Regions from separate parts of the Homo sapiens genome. Here all the other regions are linked to region 3. A link is a contact called in ENCODE Hi-C data. All regions are on one chromosome and are shown on one strand. Each heading gives the region's core, a stretch centred on a gene start or an enhancer-like site at or near the end of the contact. The rest is flanking DNA. Distances are from core to core; before and after follow the strand shown.

Region 1 (4,950 bases), core at 2,153-4,652, 3.0 Mb after region 3:
CTTTTTCCCTGGGTTAGCGGCACAGTCTTGCTGGGGTTGCGACTGAAAGTAAGGAGTAACCCTCAGCTGTGCGAATGCACTGAGGAGCTGAGTATGGCCCAGTACCCAGGAAACCAGCACAGCAGGTCACCAGAGAGAGGGGCTTGGGAGGGGCAGGGGTGTCTAAAGCCCAAAGTGGCCTGGCCCCCTTCCACCTCTAGCTGCCTGTCCACTTGCCTCCAGAAGGCCTGGGTTTGTGGGGAGGGCGGAGCAGGGGCCAGGGGTAAGGAGCAGTAAGCTAAGCTCAGCTTTTCTGCCTGGCCACCCTTCAATCTAGGCGTCCTTCTTGGGTGGCCCCTGAAGACAAGAGCCCTGGCACTCAGCCCCTTCTGTTATTTCTGTTGGTGTAGGGAGAATTTATGGAGGGAGGCAACAGACTCCCTCCCTAAATTTTTCCTGCACCAATGTTTTAAGTGAGAATAGAAAAGAGAATGGCAAAGGCTTGGTGAATGCTTGGTTGCAATATTTTTGTGTTCTTCCGTGGTTGTTTCCTCTTTTTCTTTCCATCTTCCCTTCTTTCTCTGTCCTTTGACATTTAAGCACGGGAAGGACACAGGAAAATGTGTGCCAGACACTCTTCTTTGGGTCAGCCTGAGACCCATATGTTGGTAAACCAGACACCTAAGGAAACTGTCCCTACAAGTCGGAGGATTGGGTCTCTCGCCCCTCATCTGAGGAAGGGCCTTCCAAAGCGGCCGCCTTCCCTTCCCATTCACTGGCTGCCTCCTTTGTGAACTAATGACTGTAATTATTACCTCCCAGAGCTCTTTTGTTATCTCCAACCCCAAGCCCCGGAGAGGGGGAATGGGCTCTTTAGTGAAATGAAAGTCATTACAAAGCAAATTACCGTCTAGGGAGGGACAGCCTTCAGGAAAGACAAATCAGATCTCCATCTGCATCTGAAGTAGGGTGTGTTTAAATAAAAAATGTAAATATCACCATTAGATCCAAAGTACTCCAGAGCTGTGGGATTTAATGGAGTTTAAACGGTAGCACTTGAAGCCATTGCTTTACCAAAAAGAAAAAAAAATCAGTTAAATTCAGGTGTTTTAATCCGTTTCTTCTTTGGGGGTTTTGTGTGATTTAAACGCTTGCTTTTAAGAACCTTTATGTTTTCAACCACTCATCCATAGTAGAAAAGTTCTGCAACCCTAGACTGCTGGCTTGAAGGAAAACCTTTGCAGGATTTGATATGGATTTCAACAAAGAACCAGCCTCTGCGAGGCTGGAGAGAGCTGCGGAGCTGCCATGCCTGAAGTGCAGATGGCTGAACCACAAGTCTTTAGGTTTCCGGAGTTGTTATTGTGGTGACCTAGAGTGTCAGAGCCAGGAGAGCAAGAAAGAGGAGCCAAACTGAGCCCTGAGTTTTCGACCACCCGGGCTCCCACAGCCTGGAACAGACTTCACCTAGCACGCTCAGTGCCAGCCTTCGGCAGGACGCTATCAACGCCCGACTGGTTTCCTGCTCTCATCCTGGCGCCTGGGCCCAGTTGCCATAGTGTGGATCCCATGACTCCTCAGGGAACCCCTGGACTCAGGCACGCGAGAAGAAGACAGCGCTTTGTGGAGAGAATTGACCAGGGACAGTTATGCTCGAGCACACAGGACTTGGGCCTGTATGCGTCCAGCATGGGCCCCAGGATGTCCCTTCTAAGCGAGGGTCGAGGGGTGCTCGCCCAGACGGGATCCCCGGGTCTCTGCTTTGTTAGCAGCTTTGGTGGCTGGTTCAGGAGGTCAGAGAAATAAAACGACTTGTGAACACAATGGAAATGACAGGCGCTCTGGCCAGGCGCGGGGAAGGCAGCCGCCTCGGGAAGCCGACCTCAGCCCTTTCCTCTCTCTCCCTCCCTCCGTCTCCCCCAGAGCCCCGGAGCTCCGAGGTGCACTTGAAGTTCATCTCCACTGCCAGGAGAACGCAGCGCAAACTGTCAAAGGGCTCCCAATCCTTAGGGCGTCCTCCCTGTCTGCAATAGCTTTTTGTAGAAAGGAAATCATCAGAACGATTCTGACTTTCTCCTCCTTTCTTTATTAGAAAAAGAGAAACCGCCTCCTAATACGCCTCAGAGAGAACCAATCTCGCGCTTCCGGGTCACCCGCTACCGCGAAGATTCTCTGGGGGCGAGGGGGGGCATTGGTTTGAAGCCCCTTAAAACGAGGGCCCTGCAGGCGATGCCTTCTTTCCTACTCGGATTTGTAAAGCCGAGATTGCTTAGTTGGAAACCCTGTTCTCCCCTCCCAGGCGCACACAGATCCCCCTTACACGCAAGCAGCGGGCGCTTCCACGCCTCCGCGGGCCAAGGTCACCAAATGCCCTGATTCCATCCCCCACCCGCCATCAATCCTGCCGACTCTGGCCGCTCTGCCTCATTCTCTTCCAAGAAGTTTCCATTCGTTTTATTTTTTTTTCCCCAGCCCGAGGTCCTCAGTAGACTCCAGCGTGGATTTTAATTGCCTCAATCAGCAGTCATTCTCCCCAGCCGTCACTCAGAGCCTGGACGGTGGGTCCCGCGATCTAGCCCTTGGCTACGCAGGAACGGTGCGCCCCCGGGTACGGCGCGGTTCAGCAGGCAGGCGTCAGGTTCTACCAAGGCGCTGAAATGAGCCCATCAGCGGGTAGGAGCCCTTCCCCCGCCGTCCCCTCCCCAGGCTCGTGAACGGCGCCTGATGCCCGCCCGGGGCGCGAGCTCTCGAGGTCGCAGTGACCTCAGCACCTGCTTGGAGGAAAACGGCGCGGGAACCCCGCTTCCTTCCCCTCAGCTGGAGCCAGACCTCAAACAAAACCCCAATCGATGCACACAGAAAACTCCTCTGGGCCACGCTTCCCGCCTCGCCGAGGTCTCCCCAGTCTGCCCCTCGCTGACGCTGGCGCGCAGCGGCTGTGGCAGCACCCGGGACAGCGGCCGCCCGCACTTCCCGCCTCTGGCTCGCCCGAGGACGCGCTGGCACGCCTCCCACCCCCTCACTCTGACTCCAGCTGGCGTGCATGGTCTGCCTCGCATCCTCACGACTCAGCTCCCTCCCTCTCTCGTGTTTTTTTCCTCCGCCGCCCCCTCATTCATCCCCACTGGGCTCCCTTTCCCTCAAATGCTCTGGGGCTCTCCGCGCTTTCCTGAGTCCGGGCTCCGAGGACCCTTAGGTAGTCCCGGTCTCTTTTAAAGCTCCCCGGCTTCCAAAGGGTTGCCACGTCCCTAAACCCTGTCTCCAGCTCGCATACACACACGCACAGACACGCACGTTTTCTGTTCCTGCGTGACACCCGCCCTCGCCGCTCGGCCCCGCCGGTCCCCGCGCGGTGCCCTCCTCCCGCCACACGGGCACGCACGCGCGCGCAGGGCCAAGCCCGAGGCAGCTCGCCCGCAGCTCGCACTCGCAGGCGACCTGCTCCAGTCTCCAAAGCCGATGGCATCTCCGGGCTCTGGCTTTTGGTCTTTCGGGTCGGAAGATGGCTCTGGGGATTCCGAGAATCCCGGCACAGGTAGGAAGGAGAACGGGGGCCTGCGGCGGGCGAGTTTTGCGGTGGTCTGGGGTTTGCGGAACTACGGAGAAGACGAAGGAGGTTTTTCCACCTGCAACAGGAAACTTCTTCGGGCGCTTCTCCCTGCTTTTGGGCTAAGTCCTTGACGGCCCAAGAGCTCAAGACCTCTACAGCCTCTTGTACCCTGGGAAGACGCCCAAATAGTCTCAGGCCCGTTCCACAGAAGGTTGGAAGAGCCCCCCAAAGACCGCGGTGTCTCGGGGACATGGAATTCCGTGGTCCTGGGGCGCTGCTAAGATCCGGGTGTCTGGACCCTGGGGTGGGACGGAGTGACCGTGAAGATAGAAAAAAAAAATGGGAAAGGTGAGAGATTTCTTTATCTAGAAAGACAGTCTGCGAAAAAATGGATAGCTTCAGTGTTTAGGAAAACTCGTCCAAGGTAGGCAGGGAGAGGAATTTGCCTGAGCCGATTGGCACCTGGAAGGGCAGCGGTGTGGGCTTCTCCTCGGGAAACAGATAAAGGAAATGAGGGCTGGCCCGGGCCGCCAGCCTCCCGCTTGCCTTCTGCACCTGCCGGCCTCACCGAGTCCTGAGCGGCCCCCAGGAGGAAGGCGGCCCCTCCTAGGACCCCGGACTGATTGATTTTCACATAGAACGAAATTTCACACGTCCGTCTGTTGTTCTCTTTCTGCCTCGCTGTCTGCCTGCCTATTCTTCCTTGCAGCGCGAGCCTGGTGCCAAGTGGCTCAGAAGTTCACGGGCGGCATCGGAAACAAACTGTGCGGTGAGTGCCCAGGGACCGGGGCGGCCAAGGTCGGCCCGCGGGGTCCAAGCAGTCTTCTCACCTCCGCATCCCAGTCAGCGGAGTCGGGGTTTCCTGGCTGCGGGTAGGCGGGAGCGAGGGAGCCGGGCCCGGCGGAGGATTGACGAGGCCCGCGTTCGGTGTCCTTACCCAGCCCTGCTCTACGGAGACGCCGAGAAGCCGGCGGAGAGCGGCGGGAGCCAACCCCCGCGGGCCGCCGCCCGGAAGGCCGCCTGCGCCTGCGACCAGAAGCCCTGCAGCTGCTCCAAAGTGGATGTCAACTACGCGTTTCTCCATGCAACAGGTAAAGACTCAGCGGGGAGCCCCGGGGCGCCCCTGCCCCTCTCTCTGCCCCGCCCACCGCGGCCGGTGCGGGTCCGGCGCTGAGAGCCGGACAGGGGCGTCGAGGTGGCAGCGGAGGCGGGACCTGCCAGAATCTTCAGATAAAAGCGAGAAATGCGGGACCTGCCCGCTGGGTCCAAGCCCCCGAACCTGGCCTCGGAGCTCCAAGAGGGCTCTGAGGCCGTGGCGCTCTTCCCCCAGCGCGGCCCTTGGGATGGCGGGTGGCCGACGATCCAGGCGCTCGTGCGCTCACTGAATCGATGACGGCTGGCTTCCCTAGGCCGCTGGGGCC
Region 2 (4,673 bases), core at 868-3,367, 4.6 Mb after region 3:
CTTCCTTGCCTGGGCGATCGATCCCCCCAATCCCTTCACTCCCCAGAACTACAACCGGGAATCATTCACCCGCAGAGGCAAAGGAAACGAATTCCCAAACGAGCCTCTGGGTTTCAGTTTGAATCTGGGAGAGGCATACTCCGGACTGCGGAGCGCGACCGGCGTGAGGCCGCGCGTGGTTCTTCAATCACAGCAGAAGACTAAAGCCTCTAGGAACCCCAACTCGGGGCGTCAGGAGGGGTTGGATGGAAGGGAAGATTTGGGGTAATGTGCCAACCGTATCCACAAGACCCCCCAGCTCATGAGTCCCAGGCCATACCGGGATTTGGGGGATTTTCGTGTTTTCTAGATCGTGGATGGTTTGGTTGAAACCCCCGCATCTTCTGTCCGCCAAGGTCCCCCGGGGTGAGGTTGGGTTCAAGGACAGGAAAAAGTTAAGTGGCGTCAGGACGAAAGCACCACTTCTCCCCCTTCTCTCCCAGAATCTTCCTATCATCCCCCAACGCGCCCCGGGAAGTGCATGGTCCTAAGGTCCAAGGCGCCAGGACCCAGGTCCCCAGAGCCCTCAATCAGTGCCATTCTCTTCCGCAGCGCGGGTGTCAGCCGCGAGCTCGTAGCCCCTCGACACCCGCCTCTCTCTGGGGTCTCCGGGGACCCTTTCAGAGGCTGTAAAGGTGTCAGAAGCCCAAGGCAGGAGGCAGCTTGGTCGGCGCACCTCCCGGGCCACTGCTGCCACTGTCGGGGAGAGCCAGCAGCTCACCTCTGGGGTCGCGGAGGCCCTGAGCCTCTGCCTGCCGCGCACCGGCGTCAGGAGCAAGTCCGCGCGGCCGCGGAGCCGCAGAGTTACAGCCCCAAGGCGCGCGGCGGACTTCGCCCGCCCCATCTCCTCGCCTCGCGCCTCGGGACAGCTCCCGTTTCCTCCGAGCGGCCTCAGCTTCGCTGCCAGCGCCCCCTTTGCCCGTCCAGCCGCGGCATGGGCTGCTACTCCACTAACACACGCGCGCGCGCATACACACACACACACACACACACACACACACACACCCTTTGCCTCGCCAAGCGCCCACACTCGCCAACGCCCCCGCCCCGCCCTTCGGCCACCGCAGCAGAGGCCACGCGTGACATTTAGGACCACGCGTGACCACCGCGATCAAACGACGGCTACGGTCTGTGTTCGTAGGGAAGTGAAGTCAGACCTCTGCTGGATGTCGTGTGTCCCCTAGGACTGCGTCCTCCCGCGCAGACAGGTACGTGCCTGGGGTGTGCACATAGCCTCGGTGATAAGTGTCAAAGAGAATTTTCGTGCTTGCAGCCCCTGTTCTACAGTCAAGACTCGCGTTGGTGTTTTCTTTTAAAATCATGCCCTTAGGGATGTGTGTTCATGCTGCTTTATTTGTACAAGACACCCTTCCCCGGCCCGGCCTTCTCCGAGCCACCCCAGCGCGTCCTCCTAGATGCGACGACGTGTTTTTCCTAGCGAAGTCATCACGAGGTTAGCCACCTCGGACACTTCCCCGGCAGCCCCAAGCCCACGCAGAGATCGCAGACACAGACACCCGGCGCGCTGTAGGTCTGCAGGCAGCAGGCTCAGAGGCAAGCGATGGCAAAGGTCCGAGCGCTGTCCTGTCGCAAGGGGTCCGGGGGCGTGTGAACCACACTTGCTGACCCTCCCAGGACTCCCGCGCGCGGCCACCCGCGCCTCTTCTCAAATCACTTACCCCGATTCACTCCAGACTGTGGCCGGGGAGGTCACTCCCTGCAGAAGTGTCCCCCTCCCCCAACGCCGGCGAATAATTTTAAAGCAAAGGAGGCGCGGCCAGGTGGGCTCCCAAGCTCCGCGCAGACCCTTGGGCCAGCCTTGGCCGCTACCCGAGCGCCTCTCCACCAGACCTTGGAGGGAAGTTGGGGGAAGGGCGGGAGAGCACCGGCGCCCAGGGCGCAGGGGCCAGAGCGAGCCTGGCGTTCCGCCGCAGCCGGCTGAGACTCGGCGACGCGGGGGCTGTACCTGTGGCTGCGGGGCCGACGGCCGGCTGCAGGGCGGCTGGCTCTCCCGCCTCGAGACTAGGCGCACTCCCATCCCCGCCGCATGTTCTCCACGCGGGCTCCAGCGCGCTCACCACCGCCACCGCCGTCGTCTCGGCTTTATTTACCCAGCCCGGCGCGCGCCGCCCGGGAACAGGAATAGCGAGGCCTTCTCATGTTTCCTGACTGCCGGTCCCAGCCGGCGAACATCCTGCGGGCGCGGTATCCACGTTCCCGGGCGGGTGGAGAGGAAGCGTCCGCGCCCGCCCGGCCGCGGGGGCTGCTGTTAACCCCTAGCAGAGGAGCCGCTGCCGGGGAGCCCCGGGCCCGCCGAGTCCTCCGGAGCCGGGCGCGGCTCCCAGATCCGCCGGCCTTGCAGTCGTGGAGCAGACGGGGCTTTTCCCTTCGCACTTTAGGAGAGAAATTGGAGAAGCTGCCGGGAGCGCTCGGCTCCGGCTCCAGAAGCTGAGAGGCTGCGGTGCAAATCCCGTGTCTTAGCTGGCCCGATTGCCGGAAATTTCACTGCGCGTGGCTAGGCGGGAGAGGCCACTGTGACGCGCCCTGTATTTTCCTCTCGATTAGCTGGAGGGAAGTTAGAGCTCCGTTTTGCACCTACAGCCCTGGAGCGTATTGCGGGAAGTGCTAGTGCCCAGGAGCCTCTTTTCTGATGTCACTGGGCTTCTGGGGTCCTAGTTGTCTCAGTCAAAGCCAGGCACACATTCACCTCCGGGGCAAGGGCTGGTGAGGCTGCCCTCGCCGCTGGGTATAGGGATGGGGGAAAGCAAGGATGGGATGAGTTCAGCCCAGGTGGCCAACCCGCGGTGGCCCAAGTGCAGAAGAGGAAGCGCGCCCAAAGCCAAGGATCTGCACGCAGCAAAGGAGATGGAACTTAGAAGAATCACAAGCTGGGACACAGGGCAAAGAGAGAGAATGGCTACCAGATTCTCTGATTGATGATACTTTGCTTCCTAACATTACCGCAAATATAAGTAGCGAAAGCGGCGGTTTAGGTGCAACTGCAAGCTCAGAGCTTCTGGCAGCCCAGAAGATCCCCAAGGTGCCAACACGAAGCTGCCTGCGCTCTCGCCGAAGGCCCTGTGGTCCTAGCGAACTTTCGCCCTTTTTAAAGAACAAACTTAGATTTCCCCCCACCAAGCTTAAAGAAATAGCGCCATTTGTCCTTTTCCCCTCTAAATGCGGCTGGCCAGAGCCGGGGCAGTGGCCCACCTTAGCATCTTCTTCGTGTGTGTGTGTGTGTGTGCGCGTGTGTGTGTGTGTGTTTGTGTGTTGGGGGGGTCGCTAGAAGTGCTTAAAATATATACCAAAACTATTATTTTAAAGACTAATCACACCCTCAAATTTCATATGTGTCACCTCCCAAATTACGCGATAGCAAACCGTTGTGCAGGGGTACAATGTAAACCATAAAGGAAGGCCGGTTTACATTTTTGCGCACCAGGAAGATACAAAGTATCATTGGAGCACGTTCTGATGTCCTCGGTTCTCTTTTGTTATATAACTTGCTGTTGCAGCGCTTGCATCTTGTCTTTGGCGCTGCCCTTGTGGTGTGAGTTCAGTACAGGCTTCTGGTCTACAGACCTCGCTGTAGGAGCTTAAAGACAGGGGTAAATCCTAAGGTTTCAGCCATCAATTTTCAGCTAACAAATTTCACCACAGAAGCAGATCTAATTGATAATTCATAGGACAAAAGAGCCACCTTCTCTTTTATGGTCTCTATCAGTGGTGTTAGTCACCGGGAATTGTAATGAAATTAGCTCTAACATACCCCTGAAACATTTTTTGGTCAGCTGTCCCAGGTAAAGCAATAGGCATCATACAGTTACTTGCAATTTCCCAGTATTCTACTAACTTTTTGAGCTATATGCTATAGTACATGTTAGTATAGGACAAATGAATTTTGTTGTTTTAGTACTTAACTATATTTACTCAATTTAAAAATGCATTTAGAGCGCTTTTAAGATATACTTACATGTAATATTTGTTTTCTTAAAGTCTGAAATGAAATATACAGCAAAAATCTTAATGCAAAAATACTTTTCATTTGATATAGGAATAAAATACATTTGAGTAAGCCTCAACTCACTAAAAAATTAACATATGGTAATTCCCTTAGACTATGATTTAATAATTAAAATCCATTTAAAAATGAAAGAAGAGTGAAGGATCCATTCTAGAAGTGAAATGGTGTGAAATATCCCTCTGTAATATACCAATGGGCATTTATTTTATTTTTGCAAGTTTTATCCTCTATGCAAAAGGGAAGTGTTGTCTTCATTTTAATCCACACTTCAAATACATTCATTATTAAATTACACCTATTTCTAAAATAAATGTTACTCAGCCTCTTGTGCTATATCCAATGTCAGTATATGAAATGCTATATATAATCCTCAGAAGTAAAGCTTCCAGTTTCAGAAAGTTTTAGAAGATTTAAGAAAGCATATGTAGTTTGTGGAAGATGGCCTTATGCAGGGGGAAAAAAAACCCAAAACACCCAACAACTTAGACCAGAAGTCAGAAGACTTGAGCCCTAATCTTAATTCTGGTTAATTTGATGATGGTTTAGCCTGAATTTAGTAAAGTGTAAAATGACGGTAATAAGTTTTCCACAAACTGCCTTACACTATTAT
Region 3 (4,273 bases), core at 453-2,952:
CTTCCTTTGAGGTCAGAAAGAGAAATCTAATTGCAGAGAATCACAGCTCAGGCTCTATCACCGGGAAACTGTCCATATTTGCCTTTAAGGATATGCAAATAGTGAACGACTCCTTCACTGTGAAGGCTGAGAAACTAACACAGGAAAAAACTACTGAAAACCAGTCAGTCCTTGGGTTAAAATTGTTTGGGGTTGTTGGCAGTTCAAGGTAAGGCAATCTCTGGCCTTCTAACCTTATATATCTTTTGGTTTAACTCTTTGTTCTCAATTCAGTTAATTACAGTGCAATGTCTAAAACCAAGAAGCGTATTTAAATCACTAATCTGAAGAGGCATGACTTGGAATTTGAGAGGCGTCTGAATACCCAACAGAAGCCTCTAGTGAGACAAGTGCCTGAAAAAGGAAGCGGCCCAGGAGGACGACTCCTTTCAGTCCTCTGTAGAGAGAATACGCACGATGGCTGCGCTTCTGAACTCTCCCGGGGTGGAAGCTGCAGCCTGGCTTTTAACCGGAATTGCCCAGACCTTGAAAGTGTTTCTTTGTTGCTCTTAAAAAGAGGAATTCACGTTGCATCGCAGTCTGTGATAAAGTCTGTCTTGGGGCAGAGCTGCATACGTTTTGTGTTTTTTTTTTTTTTCAGAAAAGAAAGGTCGAGAAAGAAAAAAACAAGTCATTCAGGGATGGTCCCTGTGGCCAGTCGGAAAGGTGAGAGACTCGGGCTTTGAAAACGATTCACATTCTGCCCTTTAACTTCAATGCCTTCCCTCCGGACTGCGCCGGAGCAGACGATTCAATGGACTCCTTTTGTATCCAGTTTATTGCTCAGAATCCCTAGGGTCTAGATTTGCTCTCAGAAGAAACGCGCCCCGCTGAGCTGCTCTGGGGGCTGCCCCTCCCGTCTCCCCATTCCTTTCTCCGGGCCGGGGAGGGCAGGGGAGGCAGCCACTGAGCCGATGTCGCTGGGGACCCGCACCAGGCACCACAGCCAGGCTCCAGAGCGGAGTCCCATAGGTGCGCTCCCAGCCCCCGTGTTGCGTCTGGAACGCAGTGGGAGTGGGCCCGGATCACCTTCCAATGACACCCGCATATACTCTGCAAACTGTGCAAAAGCCCTTGAAAAGTCCAGAGATGGGACAGAAGCCCCCAGCAGAACCCAGGCCGGAGCCCCGCGCACCTCGGATAAGGGGGTGGCGGAATGCACCCACCTGGTCCCTGAGGGCAGCACCCTTAGATTGCCCAGGCTGCCGCGGAGGAGGACGATCGCCGCGCGGGCTCCGCTCTCGCCGTCTGGGCCACCGGCGCGCACCCCTAGGAACTTCTCTGGCCGCGTGTAGACGCGGCGCGCGGCTGCCCCAGTCCCAGGGCGGAAGGAGCCGGCGCTGCTCAGCGCGCGCGGGTACGCAGCGGGCACCGCGGGACGCAGGTGCCCCTGGAGCCGCACGCGGGGCAGGTACAGAATCCAGTATGCAGAGGCAGAGGAGAGGGAAGAGAGCGGTGCGAGGAGCCCCGGGCCGCGCGACCCCGCCTTTTCCTCGCCCCAGGAGCTCCCAAAGGGAGCAAAACGCCCCCCACCCCCGCCCACCGCCGCGCCTCCGGGCCCCCTCGCCGCCGGCACACCGCGCTCTGATTGGCTGGCGCGATGGGTCCCTGGCACGCGCCTATGGATGTTGTTATAAGAATCCTCGCGTGCCGGCCCTCAGCTCCAGGAAGTCCGCCACAGCCCTCCCCAGCGCAGCGCGAGCGCGGGCCAGAGCGCAGCGGCCGCGGGCACTCCAGGGAGGCCCGGGGGCGGGCAGCCCGGCGGCCGCCTAGCTGCCCCCAGCCAGGGCCCCGGGAGGGAGGGGCTCGGACGGGCCTTAGAAACTCACCAAGAACTAACACGCGCAGCCCGGCAGTCCCGCTGCCCACTGCGGCGGCGAGCATGGACGCGGTGTTGCTGGAGCACTTCCCCGGGGGCCTAGACGCCTTTCCTTCTTCGTACTTCGACGAGGACGACTTCTTCACCGACCAGTCTTCACGGGACCCCCTGGAGGACGGCGATGAGCTGCTGGCGGACGAGCAGGCCGAGGTGGAGTTCCTTAGCCACCAGCTCCACGAGTACTGCTACCGCGACGGGGCGTGCCTGCTGCTGCAGCCCGCGCCCCCGGCCGCCCCGCTAGCGCTCGCCCCGCCGTCCTCGGGGGGCCTCGGTGAGCCAGACGACGGCGGCGGCGGCGGCTACTGCTGCGAGACGGGGGCGCCCCCAGGCGGCTTCCCCTACTCGCCCGGCTCGCCGCCCTCGTGCCTGGCCTACCCGTGCGCCGGGGCGGCAGTACTGTCTCCCGGGGCGCGGCTGCGCGGCCTGAGCGGAGCGGCGGCTGCGGCGGCGCGGCGCCGGCGGCGGGTGCGCTCCGAGGCGGAGCTGCAGCAGCTGCGGCAGGCGGCCAACGTGCGCGAGCGGCGGCGCATGCAGTCCATCAACGACGCCTTCGAGGGGCTGCGCTCGCACATCCCCACGCTGCCCTACGAGAAGCGCCTCTCCAAGGTGGACACGCTGCGCCTGGCCATCGGCTACATCAACTTCCTCAGCGAGCTCGTGCAGGCCGACCTGCCCTTGCGCGGCGGTGGCGCGGGCGGCTGCGGGGGGCCGGGCGGCGGCGGGCGCCTGGGCGGGGACAGCCCGGGCAGCCAGGCCCAGAAGGTCATCATCTGCCATCGGGGCACCCGTAAGTGCTTCCGCTTCCCAGCTCAGGGAGAAGGGGTCGGGCACTCGAAGGCTCCGGAGGGGCTGGGGGAGCTGACTGCCAAGCAGACAGTCGGACCGACGGATTGTCGGTGGGCACGGAAAAACTTGAATGCGAGCTCGCGTTTCTCGTTTTTTTTTTTTTTTTTATTTTTCTGCCACGTTGACCGCGGCTCTCAAGGGCGCGCGTCCCCGCCAGACTTGCAGCTCCTCGGATTCCTGGGAGGGGACGGTGGGGACTTGAAGTGTGGAGGAAGAGGGTGGTTCTAGTATAACCGGAGAGCACCCAGGAAAGGGTCCTAAAGGACCTGATGGGACCAATGGGAATGTGGTTGGATATTCACAGTCTGTTTTCTCTTCTCACCTGTCCAGGGTCCCCCTCCCCCAGCGACCCTGATTATGGCCTCCCTCCCCTAGCAGGACACTCTCTCTCATGGACTGATGAAAAACAACTCAAGGAACAAAATATTATCCGAACAGCCAAAGTCTGGACCCCAGAGGACCCCAGAAAACTCAACAGCAAATCTTCCTTCAACAACATAGAAAACGAACCACCATTTGAGTTTGTGTCCTGAGAAGTCCCAGACTCGGCTGAAGATCTGATTATGTCTCTGTGCATATTGTACATGTAAATATCTATAATGTAAATGTAATTTAAGAATCAAATTTTTCGAATGGCAATCAACTGTTTATTATTTATCTATTTATTATCCTGTTGAGTTGATGAAATAGATGATTTCTTTTTAAATATATAATTTATATAACTTATCCTGATTTTCTGAAAATATGCAATAGCCTATGATTTTCCTGAACTCTGTGTTGTTGGGAGAACTCTGGCCAGAAAACGTCCTGCTTATTTATTGCCAGATATGGTTTATTTCTAAGCGTTGTCAATAAATGCTATTTACACCTTTTCCTGAAGGTTTTTGAGTACATGATTTGATAGATACTCTTTAAAAAGAATTAACTTAGTAAAAATTAACCAAACCAGAGACTCAAAGTGTAGCTTTTTAGTAAGAAACTACATTTCAGACTTAGCCTAAAGGTGGGTAGGTTAGAGGATTAGACCTCAACTTTCTATGACAGCACTTCATCTAGGTCGCCTGCCCTACACAGCAACTTTTGTCTGTATTTTGGGCCACCTTCCAAACACCCTATGCAAATACATCCTGGAGTATTTATTGTTCCCATTTTGCAGATGGTAAAGTTAAGGCTCAGAGATGACATTTGACTTACCCAAGGTCACCCCTACGTTGTCTATTCCTGGTGTATAAAAGTGAGCGCGCGGTGCACTGTGGGAGCAGGGAGCTAGTGGGCTAAGCGAATGGGCCTTTCTGCTTCCACTGGCTGGGAAAGGGGCTACTCTTGAGCTGCCCTGTGACCAACCTCTTCGGCAGCAACAGCATCAGGTACCTGGAACTCAGGCTTACTCCTCACAAAGGAGATGGGACAGGCTACGGTGCCAAAGCCTAGAGACCACTCGGAGGCCACTCAACAAAATCCAGGGTCTTTTAGGTAAGGTAGGAAGAAGCCGCCCGCTACCCCTGCCAC

Evidence for each region. Hi-C counts contacts between places; a loop is a spot of excess contacts on that map. Pooled maps may share reads with other maps.
Region 1: a loop to region 3 is called in a map of naive thymus-derived CD4-positive, alpha-beta T cell, with 18 times the contacts of the local background. The contact joins the promoter of GAD2 here to the promoter of PTF1A in region 3. A Hi-C loop is called at or near these places in 1 of 168 maps with a recorded cell type or tissue (naive thymus-derived CD4-positive, alpha-beta T cell), 3 of 37 single-sample maps with no recorded cell type and 10 of 50 pooled maps.
Region 2: a map of naive thymus-derived CD4-positive, alpha-beta T cell shows a loop between it and region 3 (16-fold over the local background). The contact joins the promoter of MKX here to the promoter of PTF1A in region 3. A Hi-C loop is called at or near these places in 1 of 168 maps with a recorded cell type or tissue (naive thymus-derived CD4-positive, alpha-beta T cell), 3 of 37 single-sample maps with no recorded cell type and 6 of 50 pooled maps.

The regions. Positions count from the first base shown.
Region 1 is chr10:26,213,372-26,218,321 of GRCh38, forward strand. GAD2 (glutamate decarboxylase 2) reads left to right here and starts at 3,403. Exons shown (of 16, transcript NM_001134366.2): 1 at 3,403-3,514; 2 at 4,239-4,298; 3 at 4,471-4,620. The coding sequence starts at 3,439. RefSeq lists enhancers at 417-984, 985-1,550, 1,551-2,117, 4,727-4,950.
Region 2 is chr10:27,743,702-27,748,374 of GRCh38, forward strand. MKX (mohawk homeobox) reads right to left here and starts at 2,118. Exons shown (of 7, transcript NM_173576.3): 1 at 2,006-2,118. It overlaps MKX-AS1 (MKX antisense RNA 1), which reads left to right and starts at 914. Exons shown (of 2, transcript NR_121652.1): 1 at 914-1,247. RefSeq lists an enhancer at 1,609-2,199.
Region 3 is chr10:23,190,610-23,194,882 of GRCh38, forward strand. PTF1A (pancreas associated transcription factor 1a) reads left to right here and starts at 1,703. Exons shown (of 2, transcript NM_178161.3): 1 at 1,703-2,705; 2 at 3,095-3,636. The coding sequence starts at 1,922. The coding sequence ends at 3,297.